Linked DNA regions of Homo sapiens: region 2 is linked to region 1. The links are chromatin contacts, found by Hi-C or POLR2A ChIA-PET in ENCODE. All regions are on one chromosome and are shown on one strand. Each heading gives the region's core, a stretch centred on a gene start or an enhancer-like site at or near the end of the contact. The rest is flanking DNA. Distances are from core to core; before and after follow the strand shown.

Region 1 (5,411 bases), core at 280-2,779:
ATATATAATTGCAGCAAAATATTAACAGTGGCTATATGTAGGTGGCATAAGAGTATTTTTCTTCCTCATACTTTTCTGTTTCTCCAGTTTTCTGCAATACGTATATTTATTTTAATATCAGGAAAAAAACTTCAAAAGTTACTTAAAGAAAATCCTATAGCCATTCGTTGTGGCTCATGCCTATAATCCCAGCACTTTGGGAGGCTGAGGCAGGTGGATCATCTGAGACCAGGAGTTCGAGACCAGCCTGGCCAACATGATGAAAGCCTGTCTCTACTAAAAATACAAAAATTAGCTGGGCATGGTGGCACGTGCCTGTAGTCCCCGCTACTCAGAAGGCTGAGGCAGGAAAATCACTTGGACTCACGAGGCAGAGGTTTCAGTGAGCTGAGATCACACCACTGCATTCCAGCCTGGGTGACAGCACAAGACTCTGTCTCAAAAAAAAAAAAAAAAAAAAAAAAAAAAGGAAAAGAAAAGAAAATTCTATATATTCAAATAGCCAGTACATTTTCTGTGCTTGCAATTTGTTAAGCCTGAAAAAAACAGATATATCTTACTCATATGAACATTAGTGTTTTTCTGAGCACAGAAGTCACCAGTTTAGATAAACCATACTGAGGACCTATGTGGAATAGACTCACTAGTTATTGCAGCCCATGACTGGGCTCATTCAAAATTCAAGCAAAACAAAAAGTCTGTGGTTACTAAATGAAACCACCAGGTGCCACTATTGCTTCACACAAAGTAGTAAAATACTTAGCATGACTATTTTTCAGGAAGAATAAATACATGCTTTCACTCTGAATAATATTAAAATCTTCTTAGAAAACATAATAAATTATTATGTTCACTTCATTTCAGTAATTTTATGCACATATCCCAAAGGTCAATTGGGAGAGATGTGAAAGTGTGGTTCCTATCAATTCCTATATATGAACCAATGGGGTTGGAACTGAAAATAAAAAACACATTATAGGAAGAAATAAATTCAGGCCATAAAAGTTGACTTTATCTTCTGAAATGCCCTACTAATAGCAGAATTTTAATGCTACTGTGTACCACTGTTTCTGTGGAAAATGTATTCTTCATTCCAACTCTGAATGGCAGGGGATACATGTCTCTCTACCCTGACTTCCACTTTCAACTGGTAGCTATTTAACTTCTCCATCTATAAAATAGTAATACTAACCTCATAGAGTTGTTTTAACGATTTAATAGCTACATCTCTGTAGTGTGGGTAAAAAAAATTTTTTTTAATAAAAAACTTGAAAAAAGACTGAATAGCATCATAAATAACATAGAGAGGGTTAGACAATTTATTACTTCTCTGTAGGAATAAAAAGCTTCCAACTTCTTTGGCTGCTGAGGCCACATCTAAATAAGACCAGGGAATCTCTCTATCCCAGTGGTAAAAAAGGGTGCTAGGTTGGTGTCTCAGGACATGGGTCTTTTGACTCATGTCTGATTCAGGCTCTGTCACCTATGAGGAGTAAACCATGACAAGTCACTTCATTCACTGGGCCTTCAGGTTTCTCATCTTTGAAATAAGGGGGTTGGATCAAATGGCTCTTAAGTCCCCTCCAGCCAAGAATCCCATGGTTCTATAAAACCTGTACCACAGAGATTGTCATTCTATTTTTGCATAATATACTTTTCTGACTCAACATTTTGCAGGAATTACAATTGGAGGACAAAGGGTTGTAGTAACCATTGGTGCATGCCATGATTCAATCATTTGACATTTATTGAGCTCTTCAATGTACCAGACAAAGTGCTAGACTCTAAGGATATAAAAATGATTATACTACCTCTTCATTCAAGGATTCTACAGTCAAATTAAGAAACAGACACAAATGCATAATTACAATGCAACAGGCTGGAGGTATGGATTGTGGCTTATCTAAGGAGCTATGGCAATACATGATGAGGTAGATACCTCATCTTCAGTATGGCTGTTGTTCAGTCAGTTTCATGGAATTAAGAATAACCGTGAGTGACTTTTCTGATTTGCCTAGAGCTGTTTTCAAGATGAGAAACTTTCTGGGCTATCCTTTTGTGGCTATATAGACTTTTGCCTCCGAGAGACTTAGACAAAGTATTTTCTCAAGTACACATTGCTTGCTAGGTTTTATTACCTATATGAAAATAAGAAGTGAACTCCCTGTAGCACAGCAGAAAGAAGACAGATAATTATTTGTGCTAGACCAGAAGAGATTGTCCTGCATTTAGCATAGATATTCACGCTCAATTTCGGTCCCATTATGTTTCTAAATTCCTTTTCCTCCTTAGTGTTTTTCACTGGCTGTTTCCTCTTCTCTGAAAAATGCTACGCTAAACTTTTCCAAATCTTTCTCAACTGGGTCAGCAACTCTAAACCCCTGCTGCATCTCTGCTCTTGCCAATATACCTTCATTGATCTGAGACTCTCAAACCAGGGCATTAAGGGGTTGGAGAAGAAATGAAAGAGCAAATGCCAACCTGTGCTACCTAGCAATTTCAAAGGCTACCAAATCCCCATCTGCTTACCAGACTTTCAGTAGTAAGCTCCGGCAAATCCTGGATGGTACAGCAAGGATAATCCAGGACTGAGATGCTGTAAGATGCAGAGATAAGGACAGGCTTTAGGTAAATGGCAACAGCAGGAATTGGCTGTATCTGGAAAGGGCAGGAGTTATTTCTCTCCAGCAGCCCCTATCCATTTCCCAAATTGCTTAGTGACCTCAGCTGAAATGAGGGCTCTGGTGCCAGGCAACTCTAGCTCCAGTCTCCTTTCCTGTCATGAGAGGAACCAATGAGTTCTTTGAGGCTGGCACCCATCTGGTAGATGCAAAAGAAAGCAGAAAGAGAGCCTCTTTTCTTAGCACTCCTTGCTTCTTTAAAGGAACATGTAAACTTGAGTGCATTTGTGTTTCTGCATTTAACTGTATGTGTGAATATAACTGCTCCCACAGACACTGCCCAAACCCATCCCACTGGATAACAATCTGAGGATGGGAGGATGAAATGATCCTCCTGTGTCTCTCACCAGATCTTTCTGAAAGCTGGGAGCTCTGGGGAATGATTACAGAAGCCACTCCTAAAGGAAGCTTGAGACAGGGGCAGTTTCCTATAGAAAGGCTAATCTAGTAACTCAAGAATGGTAATAGCTGACAGTGGGGGACTGCAAGCTACAGCTCTGTAGTGAGCCCAGGGAAGCAGGCATGAGTTAGGAGGGGAAATAAGGCATTGCATTATGACAAGGACATAGTTACAAAATAAATGACAGCTGTCTCTTTCCTCTTCTCCCTTCTTCACTGACACAATACAGAATCTGGACTAGCTAATCTCTAATGCCCCTTCTGGTTCTGATGTTCCATGAGGTTTTGAACACCAACCTATCTGAACTAGTGCAGCTGGAAATGGATAAAGGATGTTGGCAAAGCAGTGGCTTTGACGACGACAAGTTCACACTGCTATAATGAACCTGTCTCTACATTTTAAAAGTCAAAACTTCTATACAAGTAAAAGGCAACAATTTATTTGGCCAGAAATGTTTACCTTTGTCCAAGATAACCTGGGGGACCAGGGTAGGAGAGGAGAAGGGTCAGCTTGGGAGAGGGCAGTGTCAAACTACCTGTAATGTTGTTCATCATCTTGATTCACTCTATTGGATTTTCCCAGGGTTGCCAGTTCTGTACTGCTCCATTAGGATGAACATTCTTGGCTGGCTCATCCACCTATCCACCCACCTCCCACTGACAAAGCCCTATGGCAAAGTAGTTGCCGGCGACCAGGAAATGGGGGTGGGAAATCAAAGATAGATTTGTTCCATTCTCTTAGTGAATTGAAATCTAGCCTAAGGGGGCATAAAATTAATTTACAAGTATCTAGAACATCTAGATTGTTAAGAGCCATGAGAAAATTCTGCAATAATGAGCTGTGATCTCCAAGTTCTCAGAGATCATTCAAAAGTAAAACTTACAGATGGTGCATAAGAGGATCATCTTGTTCAGGCCAACCTTAGCAAAAGGTGTAGTCTGTTGCTACCACTCTTCCAACTCCAAACTGAACCAAATGGACATCTATTGAATTGTCTGTACCTCCCATTCTAGGTCCATGGGTGCAGAAGGAACATTCAATTTCTGTATACCACTCCCCTAGCCACAGTTGATCTAGGAGTGAACCTCTAACCCAGGGAATCTGGAATAGGGATTGAAGAGTCAATTCAGTCTCTGAGGTGGGGCATGTTTAGCTCATATAGACGTATTTCACTATGCGGCCTGAGAAGCAAACAATGCAGACTGATAAATTTGTCAGTGAGAGAGGAAACTGGAGTGGAAATACAGAGGCCTGGTGTCTTACAGATAGACGTGAAAGGCTTTCTGGGCTCCCCACACTACAGGCCAACCCTGAGGTCCAGAGCTGCATTGCTGTCCTAGGTTCCTCAGGATGACACGTCATTTCATTCTGACAAAGTCGCTATTCTGCATGAGTGTAGTCCAGCTAGTTTTGGTTACTTTTAACCAAGAGTGTTGACTGATACACAGAGGTGCCTGCATGCAGTTGTGGCCCTGACACAGCCTGACCTGTACTTTCATTTTCCCTGGTAACTCAAGTAGCACATCTGAAGTGCCAGTTTTAAAGGGGCCAGTGCACAGGTCTCCGTATTGTTAGGAAAAACCCATCCTCCAATGCTTACCCCCAAGGGAAAGTGTTTAAAGCAATCTTACATATACCAATATTAACTAATGCTTATAAAAGTTCTATGATATAGTCAGAAAAGCTATCCTTATTTTAAAGATGAAAATACTGTGGTTCAGAGAAACAGTTTCTTGCTTGAGATTACATAACTAGTAAGTGGCAGATCCAGGTCACGAATCCAGGTCTCATGACTTCAGGCTCCATAGGGTGTGTGTGTGTTTTAAGCTACATATAAGTAGGCTCCTTCTCCATGGTGGAATTTCAGGCAGTACTGACAAACTAGTGTGGCAATATCTCTAGTCACCCCAAGTATGAGATTAGCCCTCTTACTTCTACTTTAGGAATTTTGCCTCTGGTAAACTCTACTGATTAACATATTTCCAGTTCTTGTGAAAGTAGAATATTAAGGAACAAGGATCTACTCTGTAATCCCCAAGTCCCTGCTTGGCTGGAGGAATGGAAAGCAATTTGTATTCACAGGGAAGCCTGTGTTCTGATCCTGCCTCTGATGCTTACTTAAGGGGTCTCACCAGCATGTTAATTTTGTTAATATCTCTGAATTTGTTTCCTAATTGGAAAAATGAGAATAAAACTTATAACAACTCTTAGCATTGCTGAGGAGATTAAATAATGAATGTGAAATACCTTATTTTTTTAAACTACAAATTGATGTACCTCAGTAAATTCGATTATGTAACTTCAGTTACAAATTTTGTATAATACATTAC
Region 2 (4,899 bases), core at 540-3,039, 59 kb before region 1:
AACATTAGCCACACCTTCAAACTCTTCTGTCCTCCATCTGAGCTCACTTGGTGGTGGTGTGGACACACACAACACACACGCACACAGTGTACACATGCACTCAGAGTGTGCACGCACGCACACAGACACACGCACACATGCATATGGACATACACAGAGTGTACGCATGCACACGGGCACACGCACATGCATGCACACAGACACACGCACACAAGCACACGGATGCACGCACATGGACACACACACAGAGTGTGCACACACGCACACACAGCCTGGCTGTACGGCGGCCTCAAGCTGCGGCGTTGCCATATGGGCTCTTGGAGGCTGAATTTAGCAGGGCAGATGGAGCTCAACCACGTCCCGGAACAGATTCCCTCAGGCTGCACACACCCGGCACCACACTGTCAAAGAGGTCAAGGGTGAAGGACACAGAGAGAAGCGGTCAAGTGGTGCTGACGATTCAACTCCAAGGTCAAGGCGTGGGCCCTATTGGGTGGACACTGCTGTTTATAGCTCCCCTTGTGAAGCGTTTTTGGCAAATACGATGACAGTCCGCATGACAGTGACTGGGGACACATGAGTGAGCCCCTGAGCTCGCAGCCGCAGTTTGCATGGCCTCCCCGAGTCTGCACTCTGAGGCTCTGCCTCCAGCCTGACGTCTCATCACAGCTTCTCTACCTCCTAGTCTATATCCTACCTTCTATATCCTAGTCAGGGAGAGAACACACAAAATTGAAATAACTGCAGACGGCTGTTCACCGCATGACAGATCCAAGGTGCGAATAAGGAAATGTAGATTCCAGCTGGGTGTGTCAGGAGCGGTGAAGGGCGAGCAGGCAGGTGTGGACTGTTTTCTGTGGGAGGTGGGTTCGAGGCCTCAGAGGGTAAAGGAGTGGGGTGGGCCAGGTGACTAGTAGCCCAGGTGTGGCCTTGAGACTGGGGGGCAAGGTGTGCAGGGGCAGAGGGAGGATTGGCTTCTCTGCGCCGCGAGGGGAGAGAAGGCTTCGAGCAAAGGACTGGGGTGGTGGCCGGTCCTTCTGAGAAAGCCTCTCCCTTCTATCTGCCACCCACCCCACCCTGCCCCCACGCAGAGAGAAAGCCTCGGGGCATGGGGGCCTCTGCCCTGCATCTGCTGTCCCTCCGCCGCCACCTCTCTCAGAGACCTGGAACAAAAAGGGAGAAGCCTTGATTTTATTTTGTATTTTGTATTGTTGTAAAATATACATAAAATTTACCATTTTAACCATGCTTAAGTGTATAAATTAGCAGCATTAAGACCCTTCACAATGTTGTGTAACAATCACTGACATGCATTTAGAACCTTTTCATCATCCCAAACAAATGCTCTAAACAATAACTTCCCAGCCAGGTGTGGTGACACACCCTGCAGTCCCAGTCCCAGCTACTTGGGAGGCTGAGGCCTGAGGATTACTTGAGCCTTGGGAGGTGGAGGTTTCAGTGAGGCACGATTGTGCCACTGCATTCCAGCCTGGGTGACAGAGCGAGACTCTGTCTCAAAAAAAAACAAAAACAAAAACAAACAATAATGAGTTTCCATTCCAGCCCCTCCTCAGCAACACCCCCCTCCCACACACCACCACCACCACCACCACCACCACCACCACCACCACCACCAGCACTATTCTACATTGTGTCAATGAACTCACCTATTCTAAATTACTCATCTAGGTGAGTCATAGAATATTTGTCCTTTTGGGTCTGGCTTATTTCACTCAGCAGAATGTTTTCAAGGTTCATCACTGTTGTAGCATGTGTCAGGATTTCCTTCCTCTTTAGGGCTGAATATTGAGTGAACGCATCACATCTGTTTATCCATTTGTCTGCTCATGGACGCTTGGTTTGATTCCACCTTTTGGTCATTGTGAATAATGTTGCAATGGAAATTGCGGACAAGTATCTGTTTGGCTCCCTGCTTTCATTTCTCTTAAGTATACCCCTAGAAGGGGAATTGCTGGGTCATGTTCTATGTTTAACTTTTTGAGGAATATCCCAAACTGTTTTCCACAGTGGCTGCACTGAACCTTGATCTATTTTTTAAATTTTTTATGTTTTTTTTTTTTTTTTTGAGACAGAATCTCACTCTGTTACCCAGGCTGAAGGGCAGTGGCATGATCTCGGCTCACTGCAACCTCCACCTCTTGGATTCAAGTTATTCTCCTGCCTCAGCCTGCCAAGTAGCTGAGATTACAGGTGCCCACCACCACACCCAGCTAATTTTTTGTGATTTTAGTAGAGACGGGGTTTTGCCATGTTGGTCTGACCTCGAACTCCTGACCTCAGTTGATCCGCCTGCCTCAGGCTCCCAAAGTGCTGGGATTACAGGCCTGAGCCACCACGTTGGCTTTTTTTTTTTTTTTTTTTTTTTGAGATACAAGGTCTCACTCTGTCACCTAGGCTGGGGTGCAGTGGTGCAATCTCAGCTCACTGGAGCCTCGAACTCCTGGGCTCAAGCAATTCTCCCGCCTCAGCCTCTCAAGTAGCTGGGACTAGGGGCATGACCCACCACATCTGGCTAATTTTTTAATTTGTTTGTAGAGACAGGGTCTCTCTCTGTTGGCCAGGCTGGTCTTGCACTCCTGGCCTCAAGTGATCCTCCTGCCTCATCCTCGCGAAATGCTGGAATTACAGGCATGAGCCACCATGCCTGGCCACTTTGATCTATTTTAAAGGAAAAATGAATCTATTCTAAAAGCCTCATGCTTGGCAGGGAGGGATGGTCTACCAGCCAGATTTCAGGAGCCCAGAACCTCACTGCACTATGAAATCACATAACCAACTGTGGAGGTCCCATCTTAGCTAGAGGCACAATGACAAACTGGCTGCATCCAAAAGAGGGCGACCTAAGAGGGGGTCATGTCAAGTAAAAAGCGTCTGAAGGGATTGGGTGTCTGAGGCATCCCTCTTCACAAAGAACTGCCCCCAGGGTTATGAAAGGCCACTTTGCAGCAGGGTGGATAGACCTGCCTGCAGCCATAGAGGCAGGACCCGGGGTCTGGGTTGGGCCTGTGTGCGAGCTTCCAGGGACCAACTTTGGCTGCACACTGCTCTGAGGGCTGGAGGGTAATCTCCAAGGCTCCATGACTCTGCCAGGGCAGGAGAAGAAGACATCACAGAAGACATCATGCTCCGTGAGATTCTCTTGTTGTTAATTCTGCTTTGAACAAATGGGAAGGCTGAACTCCTAAGAATTTTTGCAATTGAAAAAAATCTTCCACTTTCTTTTTCTTTTTCTTTGAGATGGAATCTCACTCTGTCGCCCAGTCTGGAGTGCAGTGGTGCCATCTCAGCTCACTGCAACCTCTGCCTCCTGGGCTCAAGCGATTCTCCTGCCTCAGCCTCCCGAATAGCTGGGATTACAGGCATCCAACACCACAACCGGCTAATTTTTGTATTTTTAGTAGAGACGAGGCTTCGCCGTGTTGGCCAGGCTGGTCTTGAACCCCTGACTTCAGGTGATCTGCCCACCTCAGCCTCCCAAAGTGCTGAGATTACAGGCATGAGCCACCATGCCTGGCCTCCACTTTTTTTTTTCACACAAGAAATCAGGAAGCACACTGTCTCAACACAAATAATAGTGTAAATGCTGAATTATGAATTGCATTTTGATAAATGTAAGCACTAATCAAAAGAAAATATTTCACGACCGACATCTTATTTCAACAATTTCTCTAGGAGTTGGAGGTGCAGAAACAAATGCGATCAGAGATTAAGAAGAGTTTTGAGACTTGAAGCTCCGTGCTTTGTTCAGGCATCCCAAAGGCTTTGGACACCTCTACAGGCGGCTGGAGAAATTAAACACAGTGCACAGAAACAGCAAGTTGAGGAATAAGTACCAATCATGCCACCTCTTCTTCCACCCAGCTCCTGATGCCAGCTGTCTCTCAGCCTTGTGCTTTTTTAAATTGTTTTCTGAATTTTAAAAAATTCATTACAGGCTGGGTGCGGTGGTTCATGCCTATAATCCCAGCAGTTTGGGAGGCCGAGGCAGGTGGATCACTTGAGGTCAGGAGTTCGAGACTAGCCTGGCCAACATGGTGAAACCCCGTCTCTACTAAAAATACAAAAAAAATTAGCTGGGCATGGTAGGGTTACCTATAACCCCAGCTACTCAGGAGGCTGAGCCAGGAGAATCACTTGAACTGGGGAGGGGAGGTTGTGGTGAGCCAAGATCATGCCATTGCACTCCAGCCTGGGCAACAAGAGCAAAACTCCATTCAAAAAAAGAAAAAAAATTCATTACAAAAGTGGCGCCTGTCTGAGGGAGTGAGTGCTGTCCAGCCGCTATTTCTGGTTCTCCTCTGGGGCCTGTTGTGTCATCATTTTTCCCTGCTCCCTGAAAGCGAAGTGCGGCTATGTGATGTGCTTTGGCCAACAAAACAAGAGAAGTGGCACCTGTCACTTAAACTTCCCCTCCAGGTGAGAACTGTAAGAGTCTGTGGGCTGGGCGCAGTGCCTCACACCTGTAATCCCAGCACTTTCGGAGGCCGAGGTGGGCAGACCACAAGGCCAAGAGATCGAGATCATCCTGGCCAACATGGTGAAACCCCGTCTCTACTAAAAGTACAAAAATTAGCTGGGCGTGGTGGTGGGCACCTGTAGTCCCAGCTACTCGGGAGGCTAAGGCAGGAGAATCGCTTGAACCTGGGAGGTGGAGGTTGCAGTGAGCCAAGATCATGCCACTGCACTCCAGCCTGGGCGACAGAGCGAGACTCCATCGCAAAAAAAGAAAAATAAAATAAGAAGAGTCTGTGTGCAATTTATACTTCTGAGGAGGGTGACAGAGAGCAGCCTCCCCCATCTACCCTCAATGGGTGCAAAGCCTATACAAGAAATAAACCTTGGTTGCATTAAGCTGCTGAGGTTTGGGGGTTACTTGTT

Evidence for each region. A loop is a pair of places that touch in the nucleus more often than their neighbours do. ChIA-PET counts read pairs that join two places held with the same protein, here RNA polymerase II (POLR2A). Pooled maps may share reads with other maps.
Region 2: a pooled map shows a loop between it and region 1 (4-fold over the local background). The contact joins two enhancer-like sites. A Hi-C loop is called at or near these places in 2 of 168 maps with a recorded cell type or tissue (PC-9 and endothelial cell of hepatic sinusoid), 1 of 37 single-sample maps with no recorded cell type and 3 of 50 pooled maps. POLR2A ChIA-PET finds 5 or more read pairs at or near these places in 5 of 52 experiments (H1, HEK293, Panc1 and 2 more).

Annotation. Positions count from the first base shown.
Region 1 is chr7:129,467,834-129,473,244 of GRCh38, reverse strand. STRIP2 (striatin interacting protein 2) reads right to left here. Exons shown (of 21, transcript NM_020704.3): 18 at 2,530-2,596. Among named protein-coding and RNA genes, the nearest start is that of SMKR1, 32 kb to the left of the region's middle. RefSeq lists an enhancer at 2,867-3,406. Within about 2 kb of position 1,529, at least 2 of the 41 ENCODE cell types and tissues checked have a DNase peak (open chromatin) inside an H3K27ac peak, as active enhancers do; they include PC-9, where a contact is called at or near this core.
Region 2 is chr7:129,527,826-129,532,724 of GRCh38, reverse strand. No RefSeq gene overlaps it. Among named protein-coding and RNA genes, the nearest start is that of SMKR1, 28 kb to the right of the region's middle. Within about 2 kb of position 1,789, at least 3 of the 41 ENCODE cell types and tissues checked have a DNase peak (open chromatin) inside an H3K27ac peak, as active enhancers do; they include PC-9, where a contact is called at or near this core.